Linked DNA regions of Homo sapiens: region 1 is linked to region 2. A link is a loop called in an ENCODE intact Hi-C map of the cell type or tissue named here. Cell type or tissue: Calu3. All regions are shown on one strand. Links, peaks and the distances in the headings refer to the core of each region. The heading gives the core; the rest is flanking DNA.

Region 1 (5,394 bases), core at 185-5,184, 320 kb after region 2:
CCAAATCTGACCCAATTCAGCTCAGGATATTACTATATAAAGCCTATTAAAATAGTGATAGTTTATTTCAAATATAGGAAATTATATAGAGTCTTTTGACATAATGGGATAGCCAGATGAGTAATAGAATTGGAATAATTTGTCCAAAAAAAGTAAAAAGTAAAAAGAAATTTAGGAAATAGAGAAATTGATGATTAATTGTGGAAAGCAAGAACTTTCACAAATGGCAGAATAAATTCTTAGAACCGTATACCCTAAATACTTTTTTGGAACGAACAGAGGATATAACATTATTCATATATATAAACACGCACCTTTAGAAGCAAATGAACATTACCAAGAAGATAAAGCACCAATAAATGCTCAAACTTCTGTATACTTCCTTTAGGAATCAGGAACATAGAAGATATAAATGACACCAAGCAAGAAAACAAAGCCCAATGATAATCTAGTTAGACAAGGCAAATCTATGCATACTTTTCATTCATTTAGGAAAGATCCAGCTGTCTCTTACTATGCACCCAGCACCATGCTAATTTAGAGAGAGAAAGCAGTGAAGCAAACAGGAACAATTCTTTCTCTCTTCAATTTTAGAGCCTTGTCACTGAGGCAGACATTGTAACAAAACAAAATAAAACCAACCCCCCTCCTCCCTATACCTCCAAAGTACACACTAGGTTATAGGCTGACGGCAGGGGGACCAGGGTTTGTATTTTTGCTCTATCATTGACTAGCTCTTTAACCTTGGACAAATCACATCTTTAAGCTTCAGTGTCTATAATGAAAGGTTAATAATAGACCTCAGTATTCGAGTTATTGTGAAGATTAAATGATTCATGATAAATTGCTGACTCATTGACTAGCACATAGTAAGTATTTAATGTTAATATTTTACTGTATAAGTAGATATGCTGTGTTAATTGAAAGAAAAACACAAGGTGTTTTGAGAATATATAACCAAGGAATCTAATTAAGATTCCATACAAATAGTGCAATCTTATACTAAACTAAAACTACCCAGTTTTCTGTATACTTATGCTTTCTGTAAACTATATGGAGTTGAGGCTTCCAGGGACTCTATGTGAGACTGCCAGCTTTGGTTTTTCTAATCTGACATTAGTAAGGTAACACTGAACGATTTACCCTAGTTCTGAAGCAGAATCGTAACATAAAGGACTGCCAGTATGTCCCCTGGTCTTGTTGGCTGGAAATGTTATTTTCATACAACCATTTTCATTTTTAGTCGAGCAGCATTGAAACTTTCCAGATTCCTTGCTGTTTGGCAAATGTTTTAATTGGTTATATTTTGCTACCCTGGGCACACTATTAGACAAAATTGCAACAAAAGACATCAATAAAAAGCAGAAAGCTTCAGATTGTTAAAATCGTGAATGTTATTAATACTATTAAAATGCTAATTGCTGTTTAGAGGAGATTCAGTTGCAATTCTAAAGGAGGAAATGCTTAGGCTGCAGGATCTGAGGCATGGATTGTTTGTTCCCTAAAGGGGAGAAAATTCACTTTTGTTTAATTTATAGGAACAAGAAGGCATTCCAAGGAGGTACACTGAAGTGACTGTAGACCTCCTAGGGTCAGAGCCACCTTCAGCTTCACCCCCACCCTAGGTGGTCCTTAATTGCCACTACAGACTGCCTGGCTGGAACTTATTGTTTGCACTGCACATGACCTTGGATGAAAACTAGAGCGCTATGAATTAATCCCTGTAATATTTTGTGTTTAACATCTGTGTTGTCACCAGCTATTATTCAGAGGACAAGAAAAAAAAATAGCCAGATCTATCTCCTATTACATTTTTTTTTAAGTCTACACTATTGTTTCCCAAGGACTCCCTAAATGGATCACCTATAAATGAGTGAATCCATTCATTTTCTTTATTTTCTGAAACAAAAGTCTACAGAATTTAGGGGATAATACCAAAACCAAATAAGACTATTTTTTCAATAATAGGAATCCCCCAGATATCTGTTTCCTCTATCTATATTGCTATCATCTGTCTTTTCTTTTCCAGTATCTGTTTTAAAATAGGGGAGGATTCCAAAGCACATATATCAAAATAAAATGATTTCATGTATCAGTTACGGCTTTATTCATTGATGAAATGTAGTCACCACAGGGAGAAATGTAGCAACAACTTAGCATCCAGAAATAATACAGAACACTGTGCTGCATTAAATGAAAAATACCTGCAAGAGGAAGTGAGTTAATAAAAATTCAATTACTCAAATGGGAACTTTTCCAAGACCCCAGGGTTAACACCTAGATTAAACTCTCACTCTCACTCTCTCTCTCTCTACACACACACACACACACACACACATGCACACACACACACCTGGCTTTATTAGTTGTCAGAAGTGTTTAAAATACTCCTTTTCCTTTTATATAAATACAAGAGATACATTTATGGCTAAAATAGTTTTTATATCATCAAGCTGAGAACTAGTTTTACATAGGAAGCTAACAATAACAACAATAATAATCACAAGGATTAGAAAGAAAATGACAAAGTGTGTTGGACACGACACAGAACATTTGAAGGCAGACCCCAACACTAGGCTGTAAAATTAAGTAATGAACAGTCACTGTAGAGGGCAGAGTGACTCACAGAAGAGTCAGATCTTTGGTCTTTGATTTCATAGCTCCTTCTTAGATCTTCTCTTAGAGGTTATGGAAAGGAATGATCATCTTGTGAGGCTATTTAGGGAATCTGAACATAAAAGAAAATAGAGTTACAGATGGGTGTTAAGAGACCATTTTACTCTACTTCAATAATGTGAAAAACAGAGTAATTAGCATGGAGAAAAAAATAAGTAAATATGAGCCTAGAATACATCCTATACAGAACTTGAAATATTTTTATAGCCCTAATGTGTACTGAACTTATGTGGAGAGAATAATTTCAGAATGATATATTTAGTTGGGGAGCCACACAAACTGGGCTCTCTTAGATGCTAACTGATTATGGGAAGCAAGAAGTGAGCAGCATGGAAAAGAAATGGTAAGAATTTAGTTGGAGGAGGAAGACATCTGGAGGTTCGGCCCCAGTTAAAAATTCATAGGCAAATCCTGCTGGAAAGGGAGTTAGCAGTTTAATGAATAAGTTATTATCTAAACCCCAGGAGGTTAAATGTTAACAGAAAGGACTTCAACAATGATGTCTTAAGTGCTCCTAACTAGACACATAATGTTTAGTGTGCTGCCATTTTTTCTGAGTGTTAGTTTTAAATAGACTATTGACAAATTACAGATTTTTTTCACGTATTGAAATTATATTCCAGATGATTTTGAGATTTACTGGTATAATATTCTCCTCATGAGGTAGGATGGAAGGGAAGAAATAGAGAAAAAATGTTCTGCTCTGAAATAAATGTGGTGTTTCCTGACAGCGTTTGTCAAGGTAAGGTGTTGTCTTTAAAATGGGACATCTAGTTTCAATTTACATTATGCTTATTTCTAAGACTTCTATTTTTTGAGTTTTATGAGTAGATTCTGCTTTTCTCTATCATTTATTCAGATTATGACCACATGTGGCACTTTCTTGTATGGAGTGGTGAAAGTGGGGAAGGAAGAGAAAAGATATTTTACAGTAATGTCATATAGTAATCCTGTTAAGATTGGAGTTTATGAAAAAAAACACGAGATAAAACATTATTGTGATATTTCTTATATCAAAGTAGAATTTTCTTTCCCTCAATTATTTTTATGTTTTAAAAATGTTTTTCCCTCTTTTTGTCAAAGGCAGCCTCAATAATAGTTATCATATCTCAGTGTTTATGTTCTTAAGGCTTTCAATATTATTAATCAATCTTTCTATTTTTTTAGTAGATCACAAGTTTTAAAGAGTGTATTTTAATATAATACTCCTATTATAGGCCTATAAAATATTTAATTAAGAGAATATAATTTTCTTACTACGTTTCTGTGATTATTCATACCCCGCTCCCTCTTCCCAGAACACTTACTTGCTCCATTAGATTCTTACACAGGACCCTTTCTTTTTCCTATCGTAATTCCCAGCATAATGTGTTATCTCGCAGCCACTTTTTCAAAGTATATTTCCTTAGACTTAATTAGATTAAGAAAAGAGCAGTAACTAAGGCTTCTACCTCTTAATGAAAGCTTCCTTAGCTTTACAAATACCAGGCCAGATCTCTGAAGTTACTGTTTGAAAAGGCCCGATTCTAAAGCACTTTTATCCACATTTGACTCTCTTGAGGCATTTGTTTTTTCCACTTCAACTCACTTAATTGCACATGTCCCCAGTCAGACTGCCTAAAGAGAATGACTGTGTCTATCTTGGTCAGTTTTTACCCCAGCACTTAACACAGAGTCTCAAATAATGCAGGCAAACAACAAATATTTGTTATATTAATTCAGATTCTATATAACGTAGAAAGCAGAATCAATCATCAACGTAATAGATTCTGCTTAATTATAAAGAAATAATTTAAAATAACAATAATAATGATGATGATAGTTAACATTTATCAAATCTTCCCTAAGTGCCTCAGACTTTTCTAACCATTTTGTACAGATTAAGTATCACAAGTCCAAGAGGTAAATGCTATTTTAAACTTTACTTTATAGAGGAGAAAACTGATCACAGCAAGTTTGAGGACATAGTCTTTAGTCAAACACCCAGTAAGGGGTAGAGGTGATACTGACACTGTGTTAACACTTTTAAGCCTCTGACATTTTATTTGTAAAGCAGCTGCTTAATATATCTAAATAACTAAACCTCCCTTGCATTCCTTTTACTACCTATCATGCAGTTACTAATTCAATAAGATCTTTATTATGCCTTAATATTCTATATTTCTCTTCCTAATTTTCTTTTAGAGAAGTGAACTGTATACAAATGAACTATCCTAATCATTTTCAAGTTATTATGCATGCCCCTACTCATTTGTTAGAAAACTCTTTTCTCTTAATTATCTTTTCTCACAATAAATTGATTAAAGCTCATATTATACATATTAGTTTCTTAATTTCTTCCTGCTAAGATTAACCCATGATTATTTGAGAAACCTTCAGATTTGTCCTTGCAAACTTGAACTGCCTCTGGTTAATTGGTTCCTTCTACAGTTCTTCCTTTCTACCACTGACTTGCAGTTACCTCCAGTTATTGAGCAGCTACTTACAAAGTTATTTGATATTTGAATCCCTCTTTTCTAGAAGACATGCAATCTGTTACGCTTTAATTAGCAGGATTATCCTAGGCTATACCTGTCTTCTTCACTAACAGAATTTCTACCTCATATTACTTCTGATTATCAACAACTGGCTTTCTTAGCATCTAACACACTGGAAATTCTGTGTGCTTGATCCCATTTTTAACAGTGCCAAATTTAAATCAAATGTGGTTCATGTGGC
Region 2 (5,349 bases), core at 1-5,000:
GACTTTTTTAAAAAAATTATTTAGCTCTCTAAAGTATCTGTATATGAAATCTTTTCTCTGGGACTATATAGGTATTCTAGAGAAACATCTTTGAATCTTCTACCTGAGAGGAGAAGTAACGCTTTCGAATACTCTGAAAGCATGGAAGGGAAGTGGTTTCACATCTCATAGTTCAGCAGGTAGATTTCACTTCCATTTTATTTATTTTTTTAACCCAGTCCTCAACCTTGCCCTCTACTTTGCATAGGATATCAGTTGTGTGACTTGGGGGCAGGACCTTAGTGTGGTCCATTTCTTCTCTTTACAAACTCCTAACATATTCCCTGATGTTAGTGGGAACTTCACCCTCACCTTCCCTATGACCTGTACTTTCAAACCTTGAGGCTCGCAGAATTTCACAAGGGTAAATTGCCATACTTTTCCTGGTCATCTCTTCCCTTAGGCATTTATGTTGTAACTTTCTATACTCTGCACTATTATCACTTCCGCATTTGCCTTATCTCTTCCAAAAAAGTGTTGACATCATTCCTTTATTGTTGCCTTTTCCTCTTTTCTCTCTGTCTTTATGTACTCCTTAACTACAGTTTTGGTGGAGTTGCATGTTTTATAAATAGTAAACACTTTTAGGGCATGCATCATATTTTCTTTAGTTTTCTTCACCAGTATCTAGGACAGTGTGTGGCACAAAGTAAGAGTTTAAAAAATCGGTTAGTTTTTAAGAACTGACATTGATATAAGTATTTATTAAACTACAACAGATTTTGAATATTAGAGCATCTTTCAGGATTGATACAATTAATTTTTTTAAATGGCCATTTTGTCCAAGTGGAGTGACTTTTTCTAATCTTATCTGTCTGCAGATTTCTTATTTATCCTTCAAAATGTTGGCTTGGTCACCATCAAGTCATCACTTCTAATATAACTTGTCTCAGAATTATTCTCTATTTGATACTGTGTTTTTATATTGCATATATACTTATGATAGAATACATCAATATGTAAGTATTTGTTTTTATGTCACTGAAAGCAAAAACTTAATCTTCTCTGGATTTTCAGCTCTAGAAAAAAATATATCTGATGCAGAATCAGAACTCCACAAATATTTACTAAACTGTAATGAAATGAGTATTTTCTTCCAGGTATTATAGGAATGAACAGAAAACCGGGTATTCGTATTGCTGCCAGTTGATTTTAGCCATTTCAACATAGCCACAAAGCCCAGGGAATTTGGTTTTGGTTTCCCAAAAGGCTTTCATTGTTGGTTTTATTGCCAGAAGAAAAAGTATATTTTCCTACAAAGGAAATGAGGACAAATAGAAAACAAATTGTCCTCTTACAAAGTTTTAAAACATATACCCAAATCAGAATTAGTCCCTTGATTGGATTTACTCTATTAATTTTAAATCATCCAATAGACCACTTGGCTGACTCACCATGTGGAAAGTCAGAGTAGATTATCTAGTCAACCTTTTATTGTCTATATTTTTCAATAGATACTTCAGCAATTGAGATTCAACAATTTTTCCTAGTACATTTCTATCCTGAATGTGTGTGTGGGTGTGGGTGTGTGTGTGTTTACACACACATCAGTATGTGATACGGGGTCAAATGCTTCACTGTATTTTAAACAAGGGAGAATTTATCATTTCATACAGGCCAGAAAGAATTTTTCCCTCTATGGTTAGATGATTTTTAGGTTTTCACACTTGCAGTGGAAACTTACTTTTTATAGAAAAAGCAACACCTATCCGTTGTAGAAAATGTCTTATGGTTTGGGGATGGGGAAAAAATGAGGTGGTGAATGAAAAATGATTTGCTCCTCTGTCAACCTTCAAAGAGGTGATTTTTCTGTAGTCTGGTCGGCAACGAGATTTACTTTGATTCAACTCTATCAGCAGCAGGCCAAAGAGCATTGTTTCTTTTCTTTCTCTTCTATGTTTTGTTTTTCTTTAATTTGAAATTAATCAGATCAAGCATTGCTATCCTGTACCGTGTAGGTGATAGGAAATAAGAAAGCCAACTTACAGTTGTGGCCTGGATTACTATGCTTCACTATTATTGATTGGGGCAGTTACAGTATTGCTGGTTGAATTTTAAATGAGGCCTGATGCACCCAAGCATGTGTGGTAATCGAAATACAACTTCAGACATTTTAGCAATTAGAGAAAAAAAAAAGCAATTGGTCTGAAGCTAGTTGGAAATACAAATTGCATGTCAAATGAATACACTATGTTCTCTTTGCTGGAAAAAATATGATGGAGAAAGTTTAGGGAGATAGAATGAAGATTCAGTAGTTAACAGTGCTGTAAGATAATTAGCTTTTCTGCATTATAAAGCCTAACCTTTGTTCAATGATTATTGAAATAATATAGAATTATTTAAATGGTAACAGTTGAGTTTGAAAATGGTTGACTTCTATAGAAATGCATGTTAGCCAAAGTGCTATGATTGAGGAATATGTATCTGCATTTATGCATTTCACATATGTCTACATTTCCTAGAATAAAATTATTTTTCAACATAATTAACAATGTATCTATTGTATTCTCTCTATAAAGATTTCTTTCACCCCACTGATTGAGTAGAAAATAGACTCTGTTTTAAATATGCCCTATTTTACCTAAGCTGAAACAGCAGGAGTGTCTTGTCACTAGAGGGCAGCCATAATCTGCTACAGTCCAAAAGATCTTCCTGGATATCCAAGTCCAATTGCGAATGTGAAAGGCGTGATTTGGAATCAGTGAACTATTTTTCAACTATACTTATTTTAGAAAGGGAACATGACCGGCCATGTTCAGACAACCAACCAGAAATGATCTGATTAAAAGTCAAAGCAAACAGACAATTGCAATACTGTTTGCTTGAATTATGGGAAATATATACCTCAGTTATCACAGAAAAAAACCTGATTGTAATGTTTTAAAAGAAAAAAATGTGAGTTTTTATGGGCACAGATTGGCCTTGTCCCCATTTCTATCGGTTTGTTGTTGCCACCAGGGAACCAAAGTTCCAGGCAAAGAAAAAAAGATCACTGAACAAATAACTGTGAAATGCCTATGAGGCTGCTCATTTCTTCAAAATTTAGTTAGTTCAAATGCATGTAGATCTATTAGAAGGACTGGGAAATCAGAAACAAATGAACACTTCATATCAACAGATGTTACTAGGATTTTGTAACTGGGGTAAATGTATTCCATGCCAACCTAAAAATGATCCCTGCCAAGTAAACCTTACACATGGTAGAGTTTAAATCTCTTGCCTTTAAAGGGATCTCCACGTCCAGCCAATCTGAATTAAAGATGAGTACCCATTAGTATTATGCAGACGGTTCAGCTTCTGTCCTTTCCCTTAGAACTGTATACCTGCTTATTTAAAAATGATTTTCAGGATCTTTTGATCCCAGTAGAGGTCAGTAGTGAGCAGACCTTGTAGTCCATGGTATTCACTGTCTCTCACTGGTAAGGATACTTGATATAGGTGATTTTTAGCACCTTCTGTGAAATATACAAGAAAAGTGATGTTATCCTGCTAAACAAGTATGTTTTCTATCTTTGCTCTGTTCCACAGAAAATTCCACAGCCACTCTATTCCACTAGTCACAAGGCAGTCCAGTTGAAAAAATATGGAGAGAGAAATGAAACTATTTGTATGGTAGAAAAATAACTTTAAACACATATTTTAAATAAAAATAACTTTAAACACATGCGTTATTAATACTTTGTCTTGTAACTACAATGAGATCAGTTTTCCCTGAAGGAATGAATCAATGATGAATGAATAAATGAATGAATGGGGTTAATATCACCTTCAAGTAAGCTCTGCATTTTTGAAGGAATATGTATATGGCAGAGTAAACACACATACTACCTTTTTTTCAGATGTCCATAGATTCTTCTGTGCTTTATAATTTAAAAGTATTCCAGAATTCGTAGTTGCATTTTGTTATTTTATATGTATTCCAATCAACATTCACTGAGTGTAAAACTACATTCATGTGAAGGTCCACAAAGATTTAAAGAAATTGGCAAGCTTTCTTTCAGGAATCCAAGTTAAATTTCACACAGCTGTGAACAACAAAAGTATTGCTCTTGGTATGACCTATCTATGGGGGTTTGCTGCTTTTCTCCACTAACCATTTTGAATTTCACAACCACTTTGTAACATGCATCGAACATAAGAATAATGGGGTTTGAAAGTTGTAAAATTATGTTTACTTTGCTAAGCCAAAGTTTTAATTCATCCCACATATTTTACAGTGTCTAGAATGAGTTTTGGTATACATTATTTTTATACTCTTACCTTAAAGTAAAACATGGCAAAGCCTAACAAAAACTAAAGTTATTTAATTTCCTCAAAAATGGTAATGTAGTTTAAATTGAAAGAAACTGATTTGATGTTAAAAGACTTGACTTTCCATACTGGTAGTGTGACCTTAAACTAGACACTTTTACCCTTGGCCTCATTTCCTTGTCTGTAAAACGAGGTAGGTTAGACAGGCTGATTTTATAGGTTTGATCCTACTCTCATAATGTACTTCTCTTTGGCACCTACTTGATTATGCCTTGTGCATTGTCATTTGTGTACTTGTTTTCTCTCTTCATAGAATACAAGCTCCATCCTTGAAAGCAAAGAATGCTTCAGTCATCACACAGTAGCTAGCAAAGGAACTGGCACATAACTGATGGGAGAGCAGTAAATATATGTGGAAATGAAAGCAGGATATAGGAGTATTATCTTATTCTAGAGGTGGAGTACATTTCTCTGTGTTTTCTACAATTACCCATCAGCACAGCATTGAAACTAACACAGTGTGGTAACTACCATTTCTATACTTCTATTTCATTGATGTTAAAATGAAAGACAGCCAGTAGAAAAATGTGCAATTACTAAGATATCAGAGCTTTTAAAATGTATACGTAGAAGTTGATTGAAAAGTTCCGCCTTCTATTTTGGAATGTTTTAAAGTTATCAAAGATTCAAAGATCCTTTTGTTCCCCCAAGAATTAAATTCTATTGCAACCCAGAAGAGCTGAACTCTATTCTGTAACTTTCCATTTTGCAAACTTCCCACTTCTATCTGATGTTTTCTGGACATTTTAATCTTTGTAAATAGATGTATTTCTGCTCCATAATGTCAGCGTATGTGAGTCAATGATTTAATCATTGAGTTTATGAGAAGTGGTCATACCTAGGATATCTCATACATTCCCTCTTTGTAGAAGAGGAGGATGTATAAAATAGATACATCCATCCTACATTGATACTTGATATAGATAACCTATATCAAGTATCCTTACCAGTGAGAGAGTGTGAATATCATGGACTATGTCTTCTCATTACTGATTTCTA

What was found. Hi-C counts contacts between places; a loop is a spot of excess contacts. Peaks named below come from ENCODE experiments on the same cell type or tissue, not always from the same donor. Only the 100,000 strongest peaks of a DNase experiment are listed, where the experiment ranks them.
Region 1: it touches region 2 in a loop (4-fold over the local background); 3 of 110 quality-filtered maps call a loop at or near these places.

Annotation. Positions count from the first base shown.
Region 1 is chr1:80,532,525-80,537,918 of GRCh38, forward strand. LINC01781 (long intergenic non-protein coding RNA 1781) reads left to right here and starts at 3,231. Exons shown (of 3, transcript NR_125941.1): 1 at 3,231-3,418. In Calu3, for the core only: no CTCF peak of the experiment used is centred there; DNase peaks (open chromatin) are centred at 2,317 and 3,047.
Region 2 is chr1:80,214,899-80,220,247 of GRCh38, forward strand. No RefSeq gene overlaps it. Among named protein-coding and RNA genes, the nearest start is that of LINC01781, 320 kb to the right of the region's middle. In Calu3, for the core only: a CTCF peak has its summit at 2,676 (motif pointing right); a DNase peak (open chromatin) is centred at 2,683.